Regions from separate parts of the Homo sapiens genome. Here all the other regions are linked to region 3. A link is an interaction called in ENCODE POLR2A ChIA-PET data of the cell type or tissue named here. Cell type or tissue: MCF 10A. All regions are shown on one strand.

What was found. ChIA-PET counts read pairs that join two places held together with the same protein. Peaks named below come from ENCODE experiments on the same cell type or tissue, not always from the same donor. Only the 100,000 strongest peaks of a DNase experiment are listed, where the experiment ranks them.
Region 1: POLR2A ChIA-PET joins it to region 3 with 10 read pairs; 6 of 35 experiments call an interaction of 5 or more read pairs at or near these places.
Region 2: POLR2A ChIA-PET joins it to region 3 with 16 read pairs; 10 of 35 experiments call an interaction of 5 or more read pairs at or near these places.
Region 4: POLR2A ChIA-PET joins it to region 3 with 37 read pairs; 4 of 35 experiments call an interaction of 5 or more read pairs at or near these places.

Annotation. Positions count from the first base shown.
Region 1 is chr5:143,175,310-143,179,309 of GRCh38, reverse strand. The region is part of intron 20 of ARHGAP26 (Rho GTPase activating protein 26); the gene reads right to left. Among named protein-coding and RNA genes, the nearest start is that of ARHGAP26-IT1, 15 kb to the left of the region's middle. In MCF 10A, no CTCF peak of the experiment used is centred here; a DNase peak (open chromatin) is centred at 1,869.
Region 2 is chr5:143,395,494-143,399,493 of GRCh38, reverse strand. The region is part of intron 2 of NR3C1 (nuclear receptor subfamily 3 group C member 1); the gene reads left to right. Among named protein-coding and RNA genes, the nearest start is that of NR3C1, 6.2 kb to the left of the region's middle. RefSeq lists a silencer at 390-459. In MCF 10A, no CTCF peak of the experiment used is centred here; DNase peaks (open chromatin) are centred at 403 and 1,993.
Region 3 is chr5:143,243,926-143,247,925 of GRCh38, reverse strand. It overlaps LOC124901100 (a long non-coding RNA gene), which reads left to right and starts at 2,844. Exons shown (of 2, transcript XR_007058982.1): 1 at 2,844-4,000. In MCF 10A, no CTCF peak of the experiment used is centred here; DNase peaks (open chromatin) are centred at 1,725, 2,725, 3,385 and 3,775.
Region 4 is chr5:143,141,218-143,145,217 of GRCh38, reverse strand. The region is part of intron 19 of ARHGAP26 (Rho GTPase activating protein 26); the gene reads right to left. Among named protein-coding and RNA genes, the nearest start is that of ARHGAP26-IT1, 49 kb to the left of the region's middle. In MCF 10A, no CTCF peak of the experiment used is centred here; DNase peaks (open chromatin) are centred at 1,987 and 2,397.

The sequences.
Region 1 (4,000 bases), 69 kb after region 3:
CTGCCTTGGTGCCAGGAAAGGTACTAGATGCTGAAGAGGAATAAGCCCTCATGCCAGCCCTTGAGGAGTGTGCAGTCCAGTGGGGGAAAGCTGGTATATTAATGTCTGATAATCATGTATTTATCATGATACATGATAAATGGCTGGGCGCGGTGGCTCACGCCTGTAATCCCAACACTTTGGGAGGCTGAGGCAGGTGGATCGCTAAGGTCAGGAGTTCAAGAGCAGCCTGGCCAACATGGTGAAACCGGGTCTCTACTAAAAATATAAAAATTAGCCAGGTGTGGTGGCAGGTGCCTGTAATCCCAGCTACTTGGGAGGCTGAAGCAGGAGAATCGCTTGAACCCGGGAGGCGGAAGTTGCAGTGAGCCCAGATTGCATCACTGCACTCCACCCTGGGTGATAGAGTGAGACTCCTTGGAAAAAAAAAAAAATCATATAGTTAAGTGGGGTGTGGTGGGCTCAGCAGCCTAGAGTCAGATGATTTCTAGGTCAACCACTTACAAGCTGGGTGACCTTGTACAAGTTAGATGACTTTCCTGAACCTCAGTTTCCCACTTGAAAAACGAAGTATGAACAGCCTCCCTCCTGGGGCAATCGTGAGGAAATGTGAAGCTCTCAGCTCAGTGTCTGGCACCAAGGGAGCCCCCATGGGCAGCAGCAGCTGTTGTTAAGTACAACGACAGAAATGAGCACCAGCTATTGTAGTAGCGCTGAATAGTGGCACCTAAGCCAGTCAAGGGGCAGGGCAGCAGGGAAGGCTCCCTGGAGGAGGACTCAGTGGATCCTAAAAGAAACAGCAGATGTTAGCAAGTGTAGGTAGGGGAAGCAAATCCCATGTGGAAGGAACTGCAGTCTCCCATCTTTCTATGTTTCTTGCAAAGTTGTCACCCTCATACAATGAACACAATGCTCCTTCTTCTGGGTACTGATTCAACAGAAAGAGCACTGAACTTTGAATCCAAAGGTCCAGGCTTGAACAGGAGCTTACAGGTTAAGACTGCCACACAGGCTGGGCACGGTGGCTCACGCCTGTAATCTCAGCACTTTGGGAGGCTGAGGTGGGCAGATCACTTGAGGTCAGGAGTTTGAGACCAGCCTGGCCAACATAGTGAAATCCCATCTCTACTGAAAATACAAAAATTAGCCGGGCATGGTGGCATGCACCTATAATCCCAGCTACTTGGGAGGCTGAGGCAGGAGAATCATTTGAGCCTGGGAAGCGGAGGTTGTAGTGAACAGAGATTACACCACTGCACTCCAGCCCAGGTGACAGAGTGAGATGCTGTCTCAAAAAAAAAAAAAAAAAAAAAAAAAAAAAAGGACTGCCACACAGACTTGAACAGGCCACTTATGCCCTCTGAGCCTCAGTGTCCCTCATTTAGAAAATGTAGGAGATAGTAGTTGCCCTGCACTCATCATGCTTTCCATCCGTATTTATCACACACCTGGAAAGAGCACCCTCAAGTGCTGGGGAAACAATAGTGAACAAGAAACAGGTGTGGGCCTGACCTACGTTACAGCTTAGAGCAGGAATCAGAGAAGAAAATGGGCAACTATAGTACAGTATGCCAAGTGCTATGATTTGGGTTAGTGCCAAAATCAAATGAAACACTCTGCAAACTGTTTCAAGTGGCTCTGAAAACTGAAAAGCACTATAAATATATTTTGTAGTATTATTGTTATTCCTGACAGCAGTGCCAGCCAGATCCTAAGCCTATCAGAAATTTTTCCCAACTTCTGGTCTGCCGACAGCACCTTGTCTCCAAGGCAGCTATGGGTGAGCATGCATATCAAATACATGTACGTGTCTGCTACTGACGTGCCAGCTCTGCCAGGTTTTCTGTGGTCTGGTAATCAACCATGACTGAGCGTCTTGGCATTCGATGAGTCCTGTTTTCACTGGGGAGCATTATGCTTGGTGATCTCACATACATTTCACGGATCCAAATCCTACAGGCTCGTGATGCAGCCTGAGAAGCTGATTCCTTCATTTGACAAGCACTATGTAGCAAACAAAAGCCAAACACTATTCTGAGAGGCCAACTAGATGGTCCTTGGTCCACAGATGATCAACTTAGTGAAAAAGACACTTGGGAAACTAATATGATGAAGTGTTATCATTTATTCTAGATTGTATATAGTGAGTGATCATATAACTTATCACCCAAACCAGCACATTGAAGCAGAAAGGCGCAATTAAATTTATACCAGGGCAACAGAACTAACAGGCAAATGAAGAGGTATGGTCCCTACATATAATATAAAGGTCAAATGGCTTGTTCAAAGTAATGACAGATGAGTGCCAGAGCCAAAGCACATTGATATTGTAGCCTAATTAGATGTCACTCACAGCTTTGCTTTCCACAGAACTAGTTATATACTTTACATGGCTCCTTGCAATACGTAATTCTCTTTGCAAATTAGATCCTAAAGGCATTTACGGATTCTGAGATTATGAGCTGAAAATTGCATAACGATGAAAATCAGACACCCGAGTCTCTTTTATGGTGGAAATTTTCATTATAGTATTGAAATTTAAGTTTCAATGCCAAATGTAGACCTCTGCCTAATGGTCTGCTACTTAGGTTTACGTTAAGCCCTTAACTAAAGTAATTCCTTCCGCAGGCTCCAAAATGAACTGTCTTTCCAAGTGCTTTTTAACATCAAAATTTAAAAGCTGTCTCTAAGCTACCCTGGGGCGAAGGTAAATTAATTTCTCATTTTTAGGCTGGCTCTTTACATTCAGTGGTGAAAGGACTTCTATGTCAATGCATATGAGCATGGAGGTGGTGCTCCCAGGAAGAAGAACCAGAGGAGGGACACAAAAACTCTCGAAAACAAACATGCCATGGTGCTTGGGAGTCACTATTCTGCCCAAAGGGTTCGCCTGCCAAGCCTGCAGGTAAATTCCCATAAGAAACTTACTTTCAAAGTAGAGTCCCACTGGATTAATTCCTACCATCTAAGAAGTGAACGTCAGTTCATAAATATAAAAGCAGAAGTGGCTGGCAAGTCTCTTATGCAGTCTGCTGAGCAGCAGATGGCTCACTACACAGGCATCATGACTTTTCATTTTTAAGGAACAAATGCTTGGCTAATCTCTGGCTAAGAGAAGACATAAATCTCATAAAGACAATTCTGTTTCATTGTCACGTGTCATATTTCATTTATTTATTTATTTATTTACTTATTTGAGACACAGTCTCACTCTGTCACCCAGGCTGGAGTGCAGTGGTGCCATCTCAGCTCACTGAAACCTCCACCTCCTGGGTTCAAGTGATTCCCATGCCTCGGCCTCCTGAGTAGCTGGGATTACAGGGGCACACCACCACGCCCGGCTAATTTTTGTATTTTTAGTAGAGAAGGGGTTTCACCATGTTTGCCAGGCTGGTCTCGAACTCCTGACCTCAGTTGATCCACCTGCCTCACCCTCCCAAAGTGCTGGGATTACAGGCGTGAGCCACTGTGCCTGGCCTATTGTGCCATATTTCAGATGAGGAAATTTAAAAATTAAGGGAAAAAGTCAAAATTGGCTAAAAACAAAAACCTTCTTATGGCAGTTCTCTCTCAAACCTAAATAAGAATCAGAAAGAAACCCAAGCCTGCTTTTGCAAAAATACTAAACAAACAATAATTCCCACACCCCACATATGCCCAATAGTATAAAACTTCTAGACCAGGTGTTGAAGTCTGTACCAACTGAGAAGGGCTGTTTATTAGAAATCTCTTACATTTTGGTATCCAACATTCTTCATTAAAAAAAAAAGTGTACCATTTTTTTCGAGTAGACACTGAAAATTTGGTTTAAAAAACAATCTTTTTTCTAAAACATTTCTGAAAATATCTTACATACTTACAAAAGAAAAACTCATGCTAAGTTGAGGTCTGACAGATAGCCTTTCTCTGTGACAAGATGACATCAAACACATTTTCCTTCACTGTCACCACAGAGTGCCACAGTCCTCTATCTGCAGGCACCCCTAAGCATTTTGCTTAT
Region 2 (4,000 bases), 150 kb before region 3:
TGACATCTGTACGTAACCATTTCAGGTTTTTTCCTTAAATAGTGGTTTTCAGTATCCCATTGGCCAACGGTGAGGATTTTATTTAACATTTTTAAAATAATGTTGCTCATTAACAGATATCTTAACGAAAAATTATATAAATTCAGGAGAGTATAATGTCTCATAATATCATATTGTGTTGTGCATGGTCATTCAGCTGTTTTAGAATATGTTCTTATATTACAATAAATGATACCCTTACTTACATAGTCAAAAGTTGTGCTGCCTTATTTGTAAATTCGTTAAGTGTTAGCTTGAGATTAAAGAGTTAAAAGCAGAAGTACTAACAAAGAGCCCTATTCTTCAAACTGAATCTTCTGTTAAAGAATTTGAGTTTTGAAGTTGCTAAAGCAATGCAGTGAACAGTGTACCAGACCATAGTATTAGACACAGGTCTTGCTCACAGGGTTCTTGCCATAAAGTAGACAAGTTATGTCTGCTGATCAATCTCTTTAAGAGAGGAATTGGTGTCAACATGGTGCAAAACAAAATTTTACGTTCAAATGTTCCTGCAAGTTCTCAAGTAGATAACTGATGGCCAAAATTGTTAAGCTTCAATTTTCAGCTTTCGTTTGATTTTTCTCTTTTTTTTACTCAGTCGTTTATAAGCATACTGATATTTTTGTCTGACCCAAAAAGGTCAGAAAATGGAATTATCAGAAAAAAGTTCTAAATGTAGATATACGTGTTGGTAGGGGTGAATTTCTCTACCCCGTAACCTCATCCCCAATTCAGATAAATGCTAGGTTTTATATCCATTTTAGTTGTGAAGGAAAATATAAAAATGTGGATTGTAGTGACACAAGATTGATTAATCAGCGGGTTTTTTTAAAAGAAGACATGGTAGACAGTGATTTATTTGTATGTAACTATTGAAGTTTTTTCTTAAATGTTAGTGATATTCATCGTTCCCATTAACTAGTTATTCAGATTTTTGAAAATCCTTTTTCTGTGAAAGCTATCCTAACCTGGAGGATGTCTCTTTTCTTTCCTCTGTACTTAAGAAGCTTTTCTTGTTAGGGAAATAATTTAGAATTAGATTTAGGCTATGTTCTGTTCTTCTAAAAGGCTTAGTTGTCAAAAAAAAAAAAAAAAAAACCAAAAAACCTTGGTTCTTACATGTCTTAATGTGAACTACCTCCTAATCTATTGTTTAAATAATTATCCTTTATTTAGAAGAACACTACTTCAACCTGAGTTGAAGGTTTAAAATCTTTTCAGTAAGGAGATTTGAGATCTTTATTATTGCATAAGCTGTTGTGTTTTAAATGCTAAAAGACATGCTGTGTTTTAAAATTTTCAATTGCAAATTTTTGGCAATAGAATTCGCATACTTGGTTTTCTTAAAAGAGTTAAGTACGGTTGATTTGACTAAGCTATCTGTAGGAAACTCTTAAATTGATTTATAAAACATGTAATTATACAAAGAAAAATAAAACATCTTAGGAAACTCTTGGGGATTATTAATGGATTTTGCCCTGATAATCATCATGGCATGGTTTTCATTTTCCTTACTATAAAGAAAAGGCAAGGGACAAAACTTATTTTCCATTTGCTATGAACTTTTAAACCCTATAAAATCTGGGATATAGAGTATAAGTAGATGAACATAGTTACTCTTAAATCACTAAAGGTGATTTTAATGCTTTAACTTTTATAGTACTTCATGACATAAAGTATCTTTACGTATTTTTAATTTGGGTCCCATAACCTTATGGAGGTAGTAGGCAAGGCAATGATGATGCGGCTCTTTAGAAGTTCTTTAATATCAAATGAAATTATTATTTTTATGCCAATCTGTGATTGGGAAATATAATCAGTAGTCTGTGTCCTAACAAGAAGGTATAATACTTTATACAGGGTATTTTGTTAATATTTGAAGATTTTATACCTTATGGCATTAACTTAGCACTGGGAACTATGATTACCCAAAACAAAGCTTCATCCAAATAAATTGAAACAGTGTTTCTTTTAAACCATCATTGAATTAGTCTATTGTTTCCAAACAACAGCCCTGATATAGCTAAAATTAGTTGCTTTCTCTTCTCTATATGTTACATGACTGTAGCCAAACATTTGCTATGACCAGTGACCCTGAGTGATCAGCAAATAATCAACACATTGAGACCACAACTTGAATACTGACCTTCTGACTTTACGAAGAAAAATATTAAATGCCACTAATAACTTGAATTCCTTTTAAATTAAAAAAAGTTATAAATTGCAATTTGACTTTTTAAAATGCCACCTAAAATTGTTTTTATCAGAATACTTAAAAAAAAATCCTCACTTTATTCTCTGGGGGTGGGAAGAGGCAATTCCTTCCTTCCACCACAACATTGAATTATCACATAAAATTGTAAAATTATGAATATTATGATTGAGCTTAGTAAAGCATTTTCTAAGTTCATTTATAGTAAAACAAGAGAAACCTTATTCTCAAAATCTATTCTTTAAGTAAAACAAACTAGTCATTCTAACTTAATATGCTTTTAAAAATACTGAAGTTCAGTACATTTAGCATAAACTTATTGACGAAGGCACATTTCTGCATTATTTGATTTTCAGCCTTGTTTCATTTAAGCATTAATGACAGAGGTAGAGAACAGAAATGGTTTTAGGTGGTATTAGAGCTTTTATTGGGATTATGTTGAAATTTTAGTGTTAAAAAATTGTTCGTATCCTGAAGGGAGGGATTATTGGAGAGAATGAATGATGTAGGATGAACTTGTAAATTCAGTTTTCGGCAGAGTCTAAAATTAAGTGATGATTGGCACTTAATGAAGCTACTAAAATTTATGTAGATTTTAATGTCTCATTAGTAATCGCATCTGTATCTGGTTTTATAAAAGTAATGAAATTGAAGACCTGTACAAATACAGAATGAATGAAGCAAATTCTGCTAACATCATGTTGAATGTTTTCTCAGAAAAAGAGGAAATACGAAGAGAAGAGATTTGTTTTGACTGTGATTTACCCTCACCCCCATGGATACTTTCTTTACTTCCTACCTTTTTTCTTTTTCTTTTCCTTCTAAAGATTCTGGCAATGGGTGTTTCAGTGTTTTTTAAGCTTAATATTTCTGGTACTCATTTATGTAAAGTGATTTCTGAATGTTAAAGGAGATTTCTTTTTAAATATATTTTCACTTATTTTTAGCTTTATGATGAGAATCTTATTTTTTAAATCTGTAACTTGTTATGGCTACATGATTAGTAAAAAAAGTTTTTAAAACACACTGTGTATTCAGGTGTGTCATTTTAGTGTGAAATGACTAATGCAGAAATATGTGACTAGCATGTGGTCAGATTTTATTGAAATTACTTACGATGTTTCTATGGCTAGTCCCCTTGTATTTTTATAATTGGTAACATAATTCATATGTTATTTTGGTCTTGTCTATTTGTGTTACATGTATTTTAGTCTGACCACTTTTGCTACTTATTTAATGTTTATACATTTTATGAAAGACTTATTCTGAAATATACCTTGCATAAATGTAGGTTAAATGCAAATTGTATTAATAGTGAAATGGATATGTGGGTAGAGATCACTTTAGGGGCCTTTTGAGATTTAGTGAAGGAAAGATTGGATCAAAAGGGTTTACTTTAATGTGACTGCCTAATGTGAAAGTCGGAACATCTGCATTAATTGGTTAGTTACATAAATCTTAGTCTACTCTGGCCTGCAGGTGACTGAAACAGCCCAGGAAATCTTAATTTACATTAAGCTTAGACAAGGTCTGAGGCTTAGGCTTAGTTCTTAAAGCACATTCTTTTTTACTTTAATGATTATTCCTAATTTTAATGAGCAGTGGGTTCTCATTGTGTACTAGTACTTAGGTGGGCAAATTAAATAAGCAAAATAGGTTTGTGCTGAATAGCATTTACCCTTCTGAGGACATCCTGGTAATATTTTCATCAAGAGTAATTGTGTAATGCAATATTTACAGGTATTTGCC
Region 3 (4,000 bases):
ATAATAAATTTCCAGTTTGTGGCACACTGTTACAGCAACCCTAGAAACTAATATAGCATATCTATCTATCTATCTATGTGTCCACCCAACCAACCATCTAACCATCCATTCATCCATCCACCCACCTACCTGCTACCTATCTATCCATCTATCCAACCATCTAACCATCCATCCATCTGCCCACCCGACCACCTACTGTCTATCCATCCATCCATCCATCCATCCATCCATCCAACCATCTAACCATCCATCCATCCATCCACCCATCCACCTACTATCTAGCTATCCATCTACCTACCCACCTACTATCCATCCATCCATCCATCCACCCACCTACTGTCTATCTAGCCAACCATCTAACCATCCATCCATCTAGCCACCACCCACCTACTATCAATCTGTCCATCCATCCATCCATCCAACCATCCATCCATGCAACCATCTAACCATCCATCCATCCACCCACCTACTATCTATCCATCCATCCATCCAGCCATCTAACCATCCATCCATCCAGCCATCTAACCATCCATCCATCCACCCACCCACCTACTATCTATATATCCATCCATCCAACCATCTAACCATCCATCCATCCATCCACCTACCCACCTACTATCTATCTATCAATCAGTCATCATCTATCTATCTATCTATCTATCTATCTATCTATCTATCTATAGATACATCCATACACTTATGTATACACACACACAAAATATTTTTGTGTATATTTGTGTGTATCTGTCAATATAAGATATGGAAAAAAATACACATTTTAAAAAGCCTGGTCAGGCATGGTGGCTCATGTCTGTAATCCCAGCACTTTGGGAGGCTGAGGCAGGCAGATCACTTGAGGCCAGGAGTTCGAGACCAGCAAGGCGAACATGGTGAAACCCTGTCTCTACTAAAAATACAAAAATTAGCCAGGTATGGTGGCATGCGCCTGTAGTCCCAGCTACTCGAGAGGCTGAGGCAGAAGAATCACTTGAATCCAGGAGGCAGAGGTTGCAGTGAGCCAAGATGGCACCACTGCACTCCAGCCTCAGCAACAGAGTGAGACTCTGTCTCAATTAAAAAAAATAAAAATAAAAAAAATTTTAAAAAGCCTGATGATATTGGTTACTTTTAGGAGGAGAACTGAGGAACTGAGATGGGAAAGAGAATTTTCACTACATACTCTTGCATACCTTTTGAGTTTCGTACCCTGTGTGTATGTTACCTCCCTCTGTATTCCTGATTCAAATAATTAACTATATAAGAAAAGAAGGGTAGCCTTCTGGAGACCACAGTGCCCACCCTGAAAACAGTCCTGTCTTCCCAATCTAACCTTAGCATATCAATATGGTTTAACCTCTGGAACCAAGTCTGACCAATTGTGAAGGGCTGCCGCTGGGAGTGTTGTCTTAACTCTGATGCTGAGGCCTCTGCTGGCCTCAGCACAGGAAAGCTCATCCATCAATTAGCATGTCTTCAAGGTGCAGGGAGGGGACTCAAGAACAGGAGGACAAAAATCTGCCAACCCTGACCTATCCCATTATTGGCTCAGGGTGGGAATATCAAGTTGGTTTGGGGGTGTAAAGGGTCATATGCAAGTAATATTCATCTTCATGCAATAGGGAGCCCCGTTATTACAGAGCTCTGCTATAGTCTATGAGTCAGGCAGGTGGCTCTGAAATGTGATACGATGACTCACTGTGTGCAAAGAAGTCCTTTTCTCTTTCTGGAGTAAATGGGCAGATGGATAGCCACTGTGTGAGTCATGAGGCCCGAGGCCCAAATGGCGGTGCAGATGGAGAAAAAATGAGATTCTGTGCAGGAGGCTCTTATCTCATCAAACCATAGGGGTCTGACCCCTGCATGCACCGCACCTGCCAGAATGCACGCATTCCAAGTGGCGGTCTAAGCCCCTGAAGCGGAGGGGGCACTGAGACTTGGCATGACCGTGGCCACCCCAGGACCCTGGCCACCTTCCAGAGTAGAAACGGTCAGAAACTTGGAACAAAACTCAACGTGGAAGAAATTAGAACGAAGGTTGTTGAGTGCCAGGGTCAGTTGAATCCTGGTTCTAAATATCATACGTAAACATGGCTGGGTGTGGAAATAGACACCTAAAGTGTCAGCGTTTTATACTGTTGACAGTTTTCTACTCAGTGGATCCTCTCTCTAAGGGATTATAGCTAGAGCCTTTTAACAAGATCAGTTCTCTCTCTGATTCCACAGGAAAGTAAATTTCTGTAGCCAGCAAATACACAATACAATGTTTTTTTTTATGGCTGAGAGACATCCTTTCAGAGATTTGCTGAGAAAGGGGATAAGAAGGCAGGTAAAGAAAGGAGACAAGTTCTATTGAAAGAAGTTTGAGATAAAGGTGAATTTGGAGCCTTGAATGCCACCTTTCATAGCATCAACCTTCTAGTACTTAGGCAGAATTATGAAGCTACAGCAAAGGGCAGTGCTTCTAGTGTACAGGGCTTGTATTAGTCCGTTCTCACACTGCTAATACAGACATACCAGAGACTGGGTAATTTATAAGGAAAAAGAGGTTTAATGCACTTATAGTTTCACATGGCTGGGGAGGCCTCACAATGATGGCAGAAGGTGAAGAAGGAGCAAAGGCACATCTTACATGGCTTCAGGCAAGAGAGCATGTGTGGGGGAACTCCCATTTATAAAACCATCAGATCTTGTGAAATGTATTCACGATCACAAGAACAACATGGGAAAAACCTGCCGCCATGATTCACTTACTTCCCACCAGGTCCTTCCCACAACATGTGGGGATGGATTATGGGAGCTACAATTCAAGATGAGATTTGGGTTGGGACATGGCCAAACCATATCAGGGCTGCTCTGTGGCATTGTTGGTGCATTATATACACACCCACCCAAGCACTCTTTCCTGAAGAAACACCATGTCCACCTGGGAGTACAGAAGTGAACAGGGCAGAATCCCTGATCTTGAAAAGCATTTAGTGTAAATATATAAACCAACAACCACAAGATGAACTAATAGATTATGATGCAAAAGGCACTGAAAACTTGCTCTGGGAGGAAAGAAGAGGGCATAGGGAGACTTCCTTTCCTGAGAAGGTGACTTTTCAGCTGAATTTGAAGGGTAAGTAGGAATCTTCCAGGTTAAAAAAGGGGGAGAAGAGAAGGTCCAGACCGAGGGAAGATTTTGTTCAAAGGCTCACCAGCAAATGCCTAAGGAGGAGTTAGGGAACCCGTGAGCAGCTTGGGATTCTGGAGGGAGGGGTGTTCATGGCGAGATGAAGCTGGGGAAATGGGCTGGGCCCTTACATGGCAACTCAAGAGTCCACACTCCATCCCTGAGTCACTGGGAGAGGCAACACAGGCTTCATCACGATAGGAGAGTAATCCCATTTCCTGCTTTGGGGCGACTTTGCTCTTAACATGCAGAGGAGCCAGAGGCGGGAGCTGGGAGAAGAGAGACTGTTAGGAGGCTGCTGAAATAGTCCAGGCGAGAGATCTTGAAGCCCTGAACGTCAATATGTGCGGCACGAAGAGGAAGAATCGAATCTGAGCCATTTGGTATTTGCAATGGAAAGGACCTCCTAACAGGAGGGGTGAGATGTGGGAGGAGGATTTCCAGGCTTTTCAGTTGGCTTGTGACACTACCCAAGACAGGAAGAGAGAGTGAAGTGTCGTTTTGGGCATGTTGTTTTGGTAAGGACGTGCCTGTGGGTCATCTAACTGGAGATGTCCAACAGGCAGGCAGAAATGTGGGCGTGGAATCTGGGAGAGAAAACTCTAATGGAATATTTTTCTTATGACACATTCCCGTTAAGCCTTCATTCCTCGGGTTTGGCTAAGGCCACCGTGGACAGATTGGTGGGGGAAGTGCTGTTCTGAGATCCTGGGTGTAGTCTTACAGTCCTAACAGCAAGGCAGCTTTCTTTCCCTGTCTCTGCGTGGGGAACAGAATTTGTGCAGGCTCAAGTGTGCCTGGCAAGAAGGCCAAACTGAAAACACCTTC
Region 4 (4,000 bases), 100 kb after region 3:
GAGAGGATTATCATTCTACAAACTAAAAACAATATCTTGCTAAAAGTATATTCGTCTTTCTAAAATGTTACCAGGAGATTATTTTTCTCCCTTACTATCCATTAGTAAAGGAGGGTATAAAAATGTATCATAAGGCTTCATAGTTTTACAGCCAAGAGGGCCAAATATGCATCTTGAAAGGCTGACTCTTTATTGGTATCCCTTGCTGGGCCATATGACAAGAAAACCCAGAAACCTGGCATTCCCTGACTATAAAACGACTACAGTTTTGTAGAAGAAAGGTCTCATCATCTGTAGACAACACATAATGAGACTGAGAACATCTAGGTAGAAGATCAAAGCCAAAAGGCTGACAATCTTTACTGACGGTAAGTAGGCAGGTGAGGATTATTCCAGGGAAAGAGTAGAGAATAAGACCAACAGCCAATCAAATGTTTTAGTGGTTATAGCAAACTATACCAAGACAAATTTTACAGCATTTGGAGTCAATTAGGAAATAAGGAGAAAATGAGCCAAGCATAGTGGTTCATGCCTGTAATCCCATCGCCTTCAGAGGCCAAGGTGGGAGGATCACTTGAGGCCAAGAGTTTGAGATCAACCTGGTAAACACAGTGAGACCCCCATCTCTACAAAAAAAGTTAAAAATTAGCCAGGCCTGGTGGTACACACCTGTGGTCCCATGTACTTGGGAGGCTGAGGCAGGAGAACTGCTTCAGCCTGGGAGTTCAAGGCTGTGGTGAGGTATGATGGTGCCAAAGCACTCCAGCCTAGGTGACAGAGCAAGACTCTGCCTCCTTTAAAAAATAATAATAATAATAAAGAAAAAATGATCCCGTAATGTCACTCGAAACAGGAAAGTTTTTCATCAGCTAGGCAAATGAGTACTGCTCCTGACAGAAGCGCACAAGAACAGGCAGCCTAGAAGACACTTTAAAAAATAAAAATTAAAATTAAGCAAATCCTTCAAATAACATAGCTAGACTTCCCTGAGTCACTGATGATTCAATCCAGCTCTGGTATCCTCATAGAAGGTATAAGAAGGACTGATGGCAATTATGTTGCTGAAGGAAAAAAATTATAGGCTAGTGGGCTTCAAAAGAAAAACAGCTAGTTATGAGTCAAGTCAACAAGATCACAGAGGACCATGTCAAAAAGGAAAGAATGCCCACAACTCAGGAGTATGCCTAAACTGGTTGAAGTCAGTGAGAATGCTTGCCCGCCTCAAACATGTTTGTCAACAGGAATCTGTCTTTGTATCAATCACAGAAAACAAGACCTCAGCAACAAGAACATGATAAAATAAATCCCCAAATAATGGTAAGCATGCATTGGCAGTGCTTTCACAAACATATGTTCTATAAGGAGTGACAAACTGCATGTGAACTTGGTCCTTAAGGATGCAAACTACCCGAGGGCAGGGACATGCTGTCTGGCCATACAGCATCCATTAACGTGGCAGGTGAGGTCACCATTAGCCATCCATTCCTGGTGCCTAGCCCATGGGTCACTGACACTAAGGCTCCGTGAATGGTTATAAGATAAATATTAAATATAAGGGAATAATACACAGTCAAAAATTTATGCTGCTGGAACAGAAAGGGGTAGTTTTGCGTGACTGAATTTTTCAGGTGCTTTAGACAGGGACCATAAATGTCCTTGAAACCAAAGTACTGATGACAGTGGGCAGAGTTTTTGTTTTTTGTACAAATCAGGAACGGAAAAACATGAGTATGCAACCAAATCACTGCAACTAAAAAAGGAAAGCCGCAGAATAATTTTGGTGATATTGTACTTGTTCTGGGGGTTGCCATGGAAATCTGGGAGCTAAGCGACTTCACTTTCCATATTTACCAAGTGACTCCGACCCACTCTAATGGCAACCCCATCACACAGGGGAGGCAGGAGCTCTGTTTATCACAGAACCCAGAGGCGAGGCCAGGAAAGCACTCACAGAGCCAAGCCAAATTCACACGTCTTGGCAGGCCCGAACAGGTCTGGCTCACTGAATACACAGAGCTGGAGGGTAAATACGAAACATTTGCGGGAGGTTTCCCCCCATGCATGGGACTCTGTCAGAATACAGGCTAATATCCCAACTTTCCATGGTGCCTAAGAGTAGAGGGCAAAAAGAAGAGGCAAGAGGACTGTTCTTTAACAGCATCTCAGGATGCCTCATAGAGCCAAAAGGAGGGAACAGACTCTCCACATGATCAAACAAGGAGAAAAGGGAGTTACCAGACAGAGCGAAGTTTTACAAAGACAAGGAGATTTATATTAAAAAAAATAGGAAGGCAAACACAAAATACCCAGAGGCTTTCCTGTGCTGTGGTCAGGAGAGAGGTGTACTTTCTCCTACTTGTTAAAGTTTTGCAATGAAGTCTGTAATGTATCATCTTGACAAGATGGGATGATAATAGCACAGCAGCTTAATGAATTTTGCAATAAAAAGTGATGAGTGCACAGCAATTTCTGAGTTTACCATCTCTGGGAAATACCCAAGTACATGGGAAGCTTGGAATCAGACTTTCTGAAGCAATTTTTACCCCCTGTAGCTCTTGTTCCTGATAATAGTGACATGCCAAGCCACACTAAAATCTGAGGTGGTCTCATTTCAGGCTGACCCAGCAGCCTCAGTCCCTATGATAAAAACAAACTTAAAAAGCAGTCTGCGTAATATGTTTGGGTATATAAAAACAGTTTGGACAATGTTTTTTTTTTAAAAAAATCTTAAAAAGGAGTTTGGGTGATGATAGACTCTATACATTGAGTTGAAAAGTAGGCCGGGCGCAGTGGCTCATGCTTGTAATCCCAGCACTTTGGGAGGCCGAGGCAGGTGGATCACAAGGTCAGGAGTTCGAGACTAGCAGCCTGGCCAGTATGGTGAAACCCCATCTCTACTAAAAGTACAAAATTTAGCTGGGCGTGGTGGCGGGCGCATGCAGTCCCAGCTACTCAGGAGGCTAAGGCGGGAGAATCACTTGAACCCGGGAGGCGAAGGTTGCAGTGAGCCAAGATCGTGCCACTGCACTCCACAGCCTAGGCGACAGAGCAAGACTGTCTCAAAAAAAAAAAAAAAAAAAAAAGTGAAAAGTAGAGTCAATCTGTTGTTTTGATCATAGTACATGAAAGATGATATTAAAACCTTTGACAGATTATCTTCAGCAAAACGACTTCTGATTTTGGTTCTGTGTGGACAGACTGACTCCCTGCAGCACCTGTAATAACCCTTTTCTTTGCAAAGGGAAAAAATGCCAATAAAACTGAATTTCATGAGAGAATGGGGAAGTCACTGTGGGTGGCCTGGGATTGCACTGATCCACAGGAAAGAGACGTGGAGGCACAATGAGGAAGACTGGCCCTAAAACACCATTTCAGAAACCGCAAAGGAGGAATGGGCCTCTGATGAATGTTGACTAGGGGGTTGAATGATCAGAGTTAAATGGACACTGTATTACTCACAAGACAGCCCTCTTTTCTATGTGAGACTTGCTTTTAGGAAAAGTTGGTTTCCCGTTAACTTACAGTTGACTGGGATCTGAGGGAGTCCACGTACAGACGGCTTATATTCTTGCTCATTAGAAGGAAACTACACACCTACTTTTATACCATGACTCACAGCAAAATGGGTTTGAGATAGTACATGAAAGGTGCAATTAGGGAGTTTTGTTTTTAATAACTTAAAACCAAGTGAATATATAAGAAATATGCATTTCTCTCCAATTTAGAAAGTCTAGAAAAGCATTTGCATCTGCACACAGATATCCCGTATGGGCCACGCTCCAGTTGTATTCATTTTGGTGTGTAAATGTCCAATCGATCTGCTACACAGAGGAATATATACATATACACACACACAGACATGTACTTTTTTAACGAAGCAGACTCACATCATACTTAATGGTATCTGCTTTGTTCACTTGGTGATAGTGCCAAAAGTATGCGCCTAGAATGGCTTGTTTTCATTTAATGGGTCTAGCTGGAACTTTTTTCCTGCCACCAG